2 separate regions of the Homo sapiens genome follow, and region 1 is linked to region 2. Evidence: read pairs that join two places in POLR2A ChIA-PET (ENCODE). Cell type or tissue: CD4-positive, alpha-beta T cell. All regions are shown on one strand. Links, peaks and the distances in the headings refer to the core of each region. The heading gives the core; the rest is flanking DNA.

Region 1 (5,075 bases), core at 370-4,369, 2.0 Mb before region 2:
GTGGCACCACCGTCTCACAGATGCAGAACTGAGCCCAGAGAGGCAGAGTGGTTGCCTAAGATCACACTGCTGGAGCTGGTGGACAGATAGGCTGGGATGCAAACCCAGGTCTGCCAGCTCCCAAACCAGGGCTCCTCAGCCCAGGCTTGCCCACTGACATCCCGGGGGACTGAGCCAGATGCCACAGCACACAAACAGCAAACCCACCTGACCCCTGGCCTGCTGCCAAACACCAGTGCACCAGGACAGCCAGGCTGAGAAGCTCCAAACACCAGAGGGCTGAGGCCACTCCCCACAACTGCTCCATCTCCCAGGCAAAGCCCCCAGACCAGAGCTGAGGCGGCCAGACACGTGCATGAAAGTGCAAGTGTGAGAGTGTGTGGACACACCCGCTCCAGGCACACAAAGCCAGGCTGGGCCACCACGAGGAAAGGGAGGAACCAGCTGAGAGAGTCCCAAGGGCCCGTGGGAACACAGGCCTGGTAAACACGCCTCTCAAGGAACTCATTAGGCCACTTTCTGGGCAACGGCAGGCAGGCGCAGGTGGACAGTGGACAACATGGGCACAAGGACTTCAGCCCATCCAGGGACCTTGGCCAGCTCCTGGAACAAGCCGGGCACCGTGAGGCCTGGGGGGAATGAACTCACTGATCACATCTCCAGAGGGGGCCCAGGAACCCACCACCAGTGGCATGTCCCCAGGCCAGCTCCTCCCTAGGAGCCACCCCGCCAAAGCCAGACCCAGAGGCACCCCCTGCCCGGGAAGTTTTCAAGGCCTCCTGTCCAATCACCAGTTCTTCCACCAGCCCTCGACTCAGTTGGCAACAGGGAGGGCCTCCCCACAAGGCCCTGGATAAAGGAATCCTTCTGCCATGTCTGAGACACATCCAATCCAGGGCTCCCGGATTGAATGACCCTGCTGTTAGCTTGCACACCTCCATGACGGGGGGGCTCACCACCTCTCAGGGCAGTCTCCTCCATCACTGGGCACTTTTTCTGGCCCTGAGTCCTCCCTTAGCTCAAGGCAAGCCCTGCCTCCCTGTCACTCCCTCACCCACACCGCATGGGTCCTGTCTGAACTCCAAAGCCACCAAGAGCAGAGGTATCACGTCCCCTCTTCCTGAGGAGACTGCAGTCCCAGGGGGTCCCTTACTTACTCTCACCTCACGACCACCCCAGTGGTAGAGCAGGGTGAGCAGCCCCATTTTAAAGAAGAGGGGACTCCCCTGTGGGGAAGGTGTCCACATGGGAGGAGGGTATTTCATGCTTCTGCTGTGCAATGTCCCTTCTCCCGACCCTCAGTACCCTGGTTCATGGGCCACATGACCCCAGTGTGGCCAATCAGCAAAGTCCCTCTCAAGCCCTAATGCCACAGGCCTGGGAAGTGAAGGCTCTCTTTGGACTTCTGCTGACCCAGGGAAAGAGGCGTTCTCTTTTGTCGGTGACCTGACACTGTCAGCAGACACCCGAGCCACCACAAGGAGAGAGCCCACCTGAAACTGACACCAACATGGAGAACTGGCACAAGACAGGGGCCTGGCAACACCTCCTGGGGTCACAGGAGCCAGCTGTGCCTGAAGCTTACGCAACCTCTAGATATTTAACCACATGGGACAAGCAATGCCCCTTTCAGCTTCAGCCAGTTTGAGCTTCTGTCACTCGCAACCAAGAGTCTCAAAGTCCACATCAGGCTTCTGGACCCAGTTTGTTGCGTCTAACAAGCACCCGTGGCCCCTCAGTGGGTTCAGAGTCAACTGGAAGGGTCTCAGTCAGCACAGAGGTAAGAGTGTGCCCCTGCAGACACAGCCAGTCCTCCAGAAAGGAGCTGGGTCTTGGAGGGGACAGCCCCGCTCATCCCTCCATCACACTTTCCAGGCTCCACAGCCCAGCCCCAGCCAGGAGTTCAGGAGTTTAAGACCAGCCTGGGCAATATAATGAGACCCCATCGCTATAAAAAGTTGTTTATTTTTTTTTTAATTAGCCAGGCTTGGTGGCATACACTTGTAGTCCAAGCTACTTGAGAGGCTGAGGCAGGAGAATTGCTTGAACCCAGGAGGTCAAGGCTACATTCACTGAACTATGATCATGCCACTGCACTCCTGCCTGGGTGATAGAGAATCCTGTCTGGAAAAAAAAAAAAAGCTGGGATTTAAACACAGGATATCCGGGGTCCCTATCACCCTCATGGGGCTGGCATCCAGAAATCCCATAATATCCCAAAACACCAACCTCTTCCCTACAAACAAGGCCCAGGACAGAGCTATGACCAAGAGGTGGGGAGCTCAGGGGACCCCATCGAATTACTTCCCTCTGCCTTGCAGGAGCAAGTTCAGGCCAGCGAACTCCAGGAGGGCCTCCTCCTCCAGGAAGCCTGCTGAGCAACCCCACACACACTCCCTTATCCCTTCCCTGCAACTAAGGCAGGACTGTGGTCTCCTTATCAAATACTGGCTGGCTGGGTCCAGGTTCTCCAGCCAGAAGACCTGCTGGAAGCAAGAGGCTGGGACTCCATACTGCAACTGCAGGGCCAGGTCCCTGGGTGCTCGGAAAATCCTTCCCCAGTCCAGCTGATCTGGCAGCGTCCCCAGCACAACCACAGCCCTTGCAGGGAGTATGTTCTAGAAACCCCCAGCTTTCACAGATGCAGACAGGACACCCACTTCCTCACCCGGCCACTGTTGGCAGAAACCACAGCCTGGCTTCCTCCGGCCGAGCCTCAGCAGGCTCAGGGCTGCTTTGGGGCCCTGTTGGCCTCAAAAAGGGGAAGTGGGGACCTTGGAGTGAGGGGGGCATGGAAGCCTCCAGGGAAGAGGCCCCGCTCAGGCCCCTGGGCCCACACCCTGCCTGGGACGCCACGCAGCTCCAGACAAAAAACCTGCATGCTCCGTCTCGCGCCCCCGGTCCTGCCGGCTCTCGGCTCCCCTGGTAGGCTGGGTCTCAGGCAGATTTTTCATTTGCCAAGGGAATCTCATATTAACGCGAACTCTCTCAAGAGACCCTGAGCTCCATGAAGCCAGCAGCTGCTCTGCCCAGTGCAAGCCTGACCTAAGAGGCCCCCAGTAAACCTCGTGGGACCCAGGGATTCAATGTTGCTGGTATTCAAGGTCCCATCCCCCCAAGCCCAGCCCTCTCTGTCCCCAGAGCCCTGTGGCCCCCATGCCCTGCTCTCCCAGGCACCTCCCGTACCAAGAGGCCTTCCCAGTGTGGGTCCAATATCCCGGCCCCTGACTTGCCAAACTGTCGTGGTGGGATCTGTGTGTGTGTGTCCCGCAGCTGGTCCTGGCAAACACCTGTGACGTGAATGGCCGAGCAGGGTAGCCAGCCAGAATCCTGCACCAGGCCCAGGGTGGGGAAGCACGCAGAGTGGCATGGGTGAGGGAGGAGGGCGCCACAGCCAAAGGATGAGGGCAGATGAAGAAAGGGCCTCCCTCAAGATCGGGAAGCACCTGCTGCACCTGCCGCACCTGCCTTACCTGCCACAGCACACCTCTCCCAGCTACGCTTGGCCTCTGGGAGGATGCCTGCACCCAATCCCAGCTCTGCTACCAATGGCCTGTGAATAGCAGTCGCCTGCACACTCTGGCCTCAGTTTCCTCATCAGTAAACTGGGGGTGCTGATAACCAGGTTGTCTGCACAGGTCATGATGTCCAACAGGCCAAGCTTGCAAGACAAATTGGCAAATGGCCAAGAAGGCACGCTTAGTGTCAGAGGAAGCCCTGCAGGGTCAGAGCCCAACCATGGGGTCCAGGGAGAGGCAGGTGCAGAGTGGGCAGGCCCCCCACCGCATCTCCTAACAGCCTGCAAAGTTGCCGAGCAGGGGCAAAGACTGAAATTCCCCAACGGCATGAGCCCCCAGCCAACCCTGCTCCCCCTCCATAGCCCCCAAGCACCCCCAGGCTGACTTTGTTCCCACTCCCAGGGCACAGGCTGCTGATCAGTCTTGGGGACCAGAAACCTGCATTCCAGTCCCAGCTTAGCCACCAACCTGCTCTGTGACCCTAAACAAGTCTCTTGCCTGACCTGTGCCTTAGTTTCCCCTCTTGCAAAGGAGGGGCTGTGTCAGACCTCTGAGGCCAGCTCTGGCCTAGTTGGGACTGGGCTGGGGGTGGAGGCTGAATCAGTTAATGAAAAGGATAGGCAACTGGAGAAAAACTGAGGGAAAAGGCTGATGTTCTCACCTGGCCCCAGAGAGCTACTTCTAGGGATGGGTAGAAAGTTGTTCTTTGATTCTTTGGGACACAGCTAGGGTAGTGTTAAGAGGGAAATTCATAGCACTAAATGTCCGAATCAAAAACTTAGAAAGATCTCAAATTAACAACCTAACTTCACAACTGAAAGAACTAGAGAAGCAAAAACAAATCAACCCCAAGCCTAGCAGAAGACAAGAAATGACAAAAATCAGAGCTGAACTGAAGAAAATCAAGACACAAAAAACCATTCAAAAGATCAACGAATCCAGGAGTTGTTTTTTTTTTTTTTGAAAAAATTAATAAAATAGGCCACTAGCTAAACTAATAAAGAAGAAAAGAGAAAAGATCCAGATAAACACAATTAGAAATGACTACAGGAATGTTACTAATGACCCCACAGAAATAAAAAACAACCATCAGAAACTACTACAAACACCTCTACACACAAAAACTAGAAAACCTAAGAGATGGATAAATTCCTGGACACACAATCCTCCCATGACTGAGCCAGGAAGAAACTGATTCCCTGAACAGATCAATAATGAGCTCCTAAATTGAATTAGTAATAAATAGCCTACCAATAAAAGGCCAGGACCTGATGGATTCACAGCTGAATTCTACCAGATATACGAAGAAGAGCTAGTACCATTCCCACAGAAACTATTCAAAAAAATTGAGGAAGAGGGACTCCTCCCTAACTCATTCTATGAGGCCAGCATCATCTTGTTACCAAAAACTGCCAGAGACACAACAAAAAAAGGAAAAAAAAAGTGTTCTTTGTTCCTGAAATCCTCCCCTCCACTTCATTCATTTGGTTAAGCATTACCCTGATCAATCTCCCCTTTAAAATGCACCCCCAAGGCTCCAGCTGCCAATGATAATGA
Region 2 (5,075 bases), core at 471-4,470:
TATTGTTCATCTGTTGTTTAGATATACAAATACCACTCTGTTATAATTGCCTACAGTATTCAGTATAGTCACATGCTGTAGAAGTTTATAGCCTAGGATTAACAGGCTATACCATATAGCCTAGGTGTGTAGAAAGCTATACCATCTAGGTTTGTGTAAGTACACTCTATGATGTTTCCACAATGACAAAATTTCCCAGGGATGCACTTCTCAGAACATTATCCCCATCATTAAGCAACGCATATGACTATTCAGTAAATGCTAGCTGACTCACTGATTGAATAAACTGGTATAAACAAGGGCCCAAAACATAGGAATCCATCTTTAGTACCAGACAAGAAAGTTTGCACCCCTGTTTTCAGTGGGTTTTATGTATTAATAAATCTCATTTCCTGTATTAGAGATTCAGAAAATATTCCTAGACAATTATTTAGATGAGTAGTTAAAATGCAGAGACCTTTTGTAATATTTTTTTTAAAACCATTAAGTATTGCTTTAATACTCTTGTAACTTGAGTTTGTTTTGATAATGTATAACAATGACAACCAAAGGTCACTGCAGGCCGGGCGCGGTGGCTCACGCCTGTAATCCCAGCACTTCAGGAGGCTGAGACAGGTGGATTTCTTGAGCTCAGGAGTTTGAGAACAGCCTGAGCAACATGGCAAAACCTGTGGTCCCAGCTACTCTAGGGACTGAGGTGGGAGGACAGCTTAAGCCCGTGAGGTGGAGGTTGCAGCAAGTTGAAACCAGGCCACTCCACTCCAGTCCGGGTAACAGAGCCAGACTCTGTTTTAAGGTCAATGCATTTTCCTATATGATTCATTTAACAGAATGATGACTTTATAATTATTTGATAATATTTTATTTTCCTGTCCCCAATTGGAATTCAAATAACAAATGTTTGGCTCCTATTATAGTTAGATTTTTGCCTTCATTGAAGCTTCCTCCCGGTCTGTACAGGCAAACAAGTCTCTCTTAAACCAGGCCAATATTGATGAGGGATAAATCAGTAAATCAGTGTAAATGTCAGACTCAGAAAATAATATTTAGTATATCTTCATGATATTGGCAGTATATACCAACATGATATTTTCACCTCAACGTTAGACCACCGCCTGATTTTAGAAGTTTGGACATAGCATACTGCCTAGTATCCCATCAAATGCAATGGATTTAGCACAGAAAGTGTTACTCTCTAGATCTATTTTTTTTTTTTAATAATCTTGGCTTATTTGTAAAATCCAATTAGCTCTAACAACACTACAAACCCCTGAAGCTTAGTACCAATGAGCCAGTGCCTAAACTCTTGTCTCTGAAACCCATATTCCTCAACAGCAACCTTAGTTCCTTGGAAAATTATAAATTCTTATTTGTCCTGAGCTACTAATACAATCAAAGGAAAGGTAAGAATGAACAAGATGAAACAAGACTTTAAATACTGAAAATGCAAAACCGAATCCAAACTTCTAACCCCTATCTGTGCAACCTGGGTCTTTGATAAGAAATCAGCTCAAGTTTGATGGATATTCTACAGTATAAACTTCAATGCGGGCTTAGAAAAATTCTTTTTTTTTTTTTTTTTTTTGAGACAGAGTCTTACTCTGCTGCCCAGGCTAGAGTGCAGTGGCGTGATCTCGGCTCACTGCAACCTCCGCCCCCCAAGTTCAAGCGATTCTCCTGCCTCAGCCTCCCGAGTAGTTGAGATTACAGGCCCCTGCCACCATGCCTGGCTAATTTTTGTATTTCAGTAGAGATGGGGTTTCACCATCTTGGCCAGGCTGGTCTTGAACTCCTGACCTCGTGACCCACCCACCTCGCCCTCCCAAAGTGCTGGGATTAAAGGCGTGAGCCACCACGCCTGGCCAAAAAATTCTTACAGGCACACGCACAAAAAATAATCTGTGTCAGCTAGCCTTCAAGATGGTGCCCAGATATCCCATCCCCATGGAGTTAGTGCCTCCCATATCATACCAGGGTTGGGCTGTGTGACCAAGAGAATATGGCAATAGTGATGGGTATAAAAGACTGCAGTTTTGTCTTGATTCTTACTCTCCCTGCTTCTCTCACACATCATTCCCTCTGGGAGAAGCCAGCTGTCACAGCCTTGCCCTAGGGAGAGACACATTACCTCTTACCAGAGATAAGAAACTGAAGGCTCTGGCCAAGTCAGCAAGGAACTGAGGTCAGCTAACAGCCATGTCAGTGGGCTATATAATATAAAACTATATTAATTTTATATTAAAACTAATATAAAATCCAAAAGATAGGAAGATCCTGTAACAAGTAGAAGACTGTTCCAAGAAGACAAAGACAGGAATTTAGCAAAAAGTTACACAAAGCACAGAGGTTACTTTTTATTTTTTTTGAGAGAGTCTTGCTCTGTCATCCAGGCTAGAGTGCAGTGGCTTGATTTTTGGCTCACTGCGACCTCCACCTCTTGGGCTCAAGTGATTCTCCTGCCTCACCCTCCCAAGTAGCTGAGATTACAGGCACCCACCACCATGCCCAACTAATTTTTTCTATTTTTAGTAGAGACAGGGTTTCACTGTGTTGGCCAGGCTGGTCTCGAACTCCTGGCCTCAAGTGATCTGCCTGCCTCGGCCTCCCAAAGTGCCAGGATTACAGGCATTAGTCACCATGTCTGGCCACAGAGGTTACTTTCTAAACATTAAATTTAGCATTTTCTGTTAACATAAATGCACTCATGGCCGTAGACGAGAATGGATATGTTTCAGATTTGGAGAAGAATAGTCAAAAAAAAAAAAAGCTGAAAGGATCAAAAGCACTTGATTCTCTTGCAGAGCCAGCTTCCTGTTTTGGTTGAGGAAGGAGCTGCACTTAAAATAACTAGCATAAAGCATGCTTAGGGCTTGCAAAGTCAATGGCAGGAAGCCACAACAAAGAGCTCTGAAAGCAGCCCAACAGAAGGCTGATTCCTCCTGGAGAACTGCATCCTGAGAAAGGCTAAGAGAAGAGGCGCTTGCATAGTCAGTGAGTGGGAACGAACACAAGCCCATCAGCATGTGGCTCTCCTCTGTGACACTCTGACCCCTTGGCTCTAGGTATACTTGCTTACGTGGCAGGATACCTTTCTCCCACTCACCACATTCTTGCCAATAGTTAAAGGTGTGGTAAAGTGGGAGAATGAAAGTCAATGAATGAAAAGAACTAGTGCTGTAAAATTCAAATATTTTATTTTGATGAATTTTATTTTCTTTCTTTTTTTGAGGCAGAGTCTTGCTCTGTTGCCCAGGCTAGAGTGCTGTGGTGTGATCTCGGCTCACTGCAATCCCCGCCTCCCAGGTTCAAATGATCCTCCCATCTCAGCCTCCCAAGTAGCTGGGACTACAGGTGTGTGCCACCACGCCCAGCTAATTTTTGTATTTTTAGAAGAGATGGGGTTTCACCATGTTGGCCAGGCTGGTCTCAAACTCCTGACCTCAAGTGATCTGCCCTCTTCAGCCTCCCAAAGTGCTGGGATTACAGATGTTAGCCACCACACCTGGCTTTTGATGCATTTTAAATTGAGGTTGTCTGGAAAGCAAGCCCTAAGCATGCTTTATGCTAGTTATTTTAAGTGCAGCTCCTTCCTCAACCAAAACAGGAAGCTGTCCCTGCGAGAGAATCAAGTGCTTTTGATCCTTTCTGCATTTTTTTTTTTTAACTATTCTTCTCCAAATCTGAAAAACCACATCCCGGGAGTACCACATAATAAAAGGATGTATATCAAGGAATTAAGGATGTAATACCTACTTCCTTCCACTACATTAGGTTGATTTCACTGTCCCACCTAAGGCAAATACAGCAGATAAACAACAAATCTCCAAATGCAACTCACACAAAATAGGATCCATATTGAGCTACAAAAATTGTCATTGAGGGAGACAGACTTGTGGTCTAGCCAGCCAAAGCTTTGTGGTCAGCAGGGGGCTCAAGGAATCTATCATAAGAGGACAGGCCTGTCATCACTGACATCAAATCTTATTGCTTATGACTCACCACCCAACCACTAGCCTTTTCTCCAACTTACAGCTTCTCTTTTCCTACAGACTGGAAAATGGATAGCCAAGTTTATAAAGACATGTCTGTTAACCAAGTCAAACAGGCAAAGCATGGTGTTTACTGAGGAATGTTGTGAAGGGATTTATAAATCAAATCACAGTCAAAGTAGGTGGCTACTAAAGATCCTACTCAAATGAGATTTTATAATAGTCAATTATATAGGTAGAAGCCTAAAGCTACAAAACAAAAGCAATGTTTCTTCTTAGTTTTGTTGTTTTTTCCCCCTCTTTTCTTTGGGATTTGAGGTAGAATTGAGTATCACCATAATTCAGAATTGACAGAGTAGATGGTATGTTTAGAATCATAAAACATTTAGTCAAAAGTAATTCTGAAAATTAGAGGTTGTCAAAGCAACTGGGACTTCATTGGCAAAATCCCAATAAAGGAAGAAACCAAAAAGAAGGATCTCAAAAATCTGCACTTAAATCCCCCTCAAGCTGTTGACTAACTCCTAAGTTGAATGTATTCAGGGTGAGTCTTTTAGAAACCCAGGAGAAAGGAGAAGCCAGGATGCTAAAGACCTGATTGGATTTTCATGTGAGAACTCAGAAAGATCATGCTCTAGAAGTAAGGGTCACCCACGAAGGAATAAGAACTACATCCTGGGAGTACCACATAATAAAAATAAAGACTGTATCCCAGTAATAAGACCCAAACTGAAATTGACGAGTCCTGACAAAGCCTAAAACTCAGCCTTGACAGGACAGAGTGACAGGTTGGTACTGTAGTTACCAATCAGAAGAAAATGTAACACTTTTCAGAGGATAATAGTTACAGCCCTTGTATTTTTCATCCAATGTCTGGCATCCAGTAAAAAAATACAAGAAATGCTAAAAAACAGAACAAAAAACTAGAAATCAAGGGGGAAAAAAAGGTAATACAAACAAAACAAACACCAAACATAACTGAATCAGATAATGGAGTGTTAAGGTAGAGATTTTCAAAATAATGACTAGCATGTCCAAGAAAATAGGGAAAAGGAGGGATTAAATAGATAAAAAGATAGAAAATAT

Evidence for each region. ChIA-PET counts read pairs that join two places held together with the same protein. Peaks named below come from ENCODE experiments on the same cell type or tissue, not always from the same donor. Only the 100,000 strongest peaks of a DNase experiment are listed, where the experiment ranks them.
Region 1: POLR2A ChIA-PET joins it to region 2 with 5 read pairs; 1 of 35 experiments calls an interaction of 5 or more read pairs at or near these places.

What each region holds. Positions count from the first base shown.
Region 1 is chr16:50,279,780-50,284,854 of GRCh38, reverse strand. All of the region lies in intron 1 of ADCY7 (adenylate cyclase 7), which reads right to left. Among named protein-coding and RNA genes, the nearest start is that of MIR6771, 10 kb to the left of the region's middle. RefSeq lists an enhancer at 420-921. In CD4-positive, alpha-beta T cell, for the core only: no CTCF peak of the experiment used is centred there; a DNase peak (open chromatin) is centred at 2,654; H3K4me3 peaks cover 1,790 bases; H3K27ac peaks cover 1,545 bases.
Region 2 is chr16:48,316,670-48,321,744 of GRCh38, reverse strand. All of the region lies in intron 11 of LONP2 (lon peptidase 2, peroxisomal), which reads right to left. Among named protein-coding and RNA genes, the nearest start is that of SIAH1, 66 kb to the left of the region's middle. RefSeq lists an enhancer at 1,922-2,544. In CD4-positive, alpha-beta T cell, for the core only: no CTCF peak of the experiment used is centred there; DNase peaks (open chromatin) are centred at 2,864 and 3,954; H3K4me3 peaks cover 723 bases; H3K27ac peaks cover 917 bases.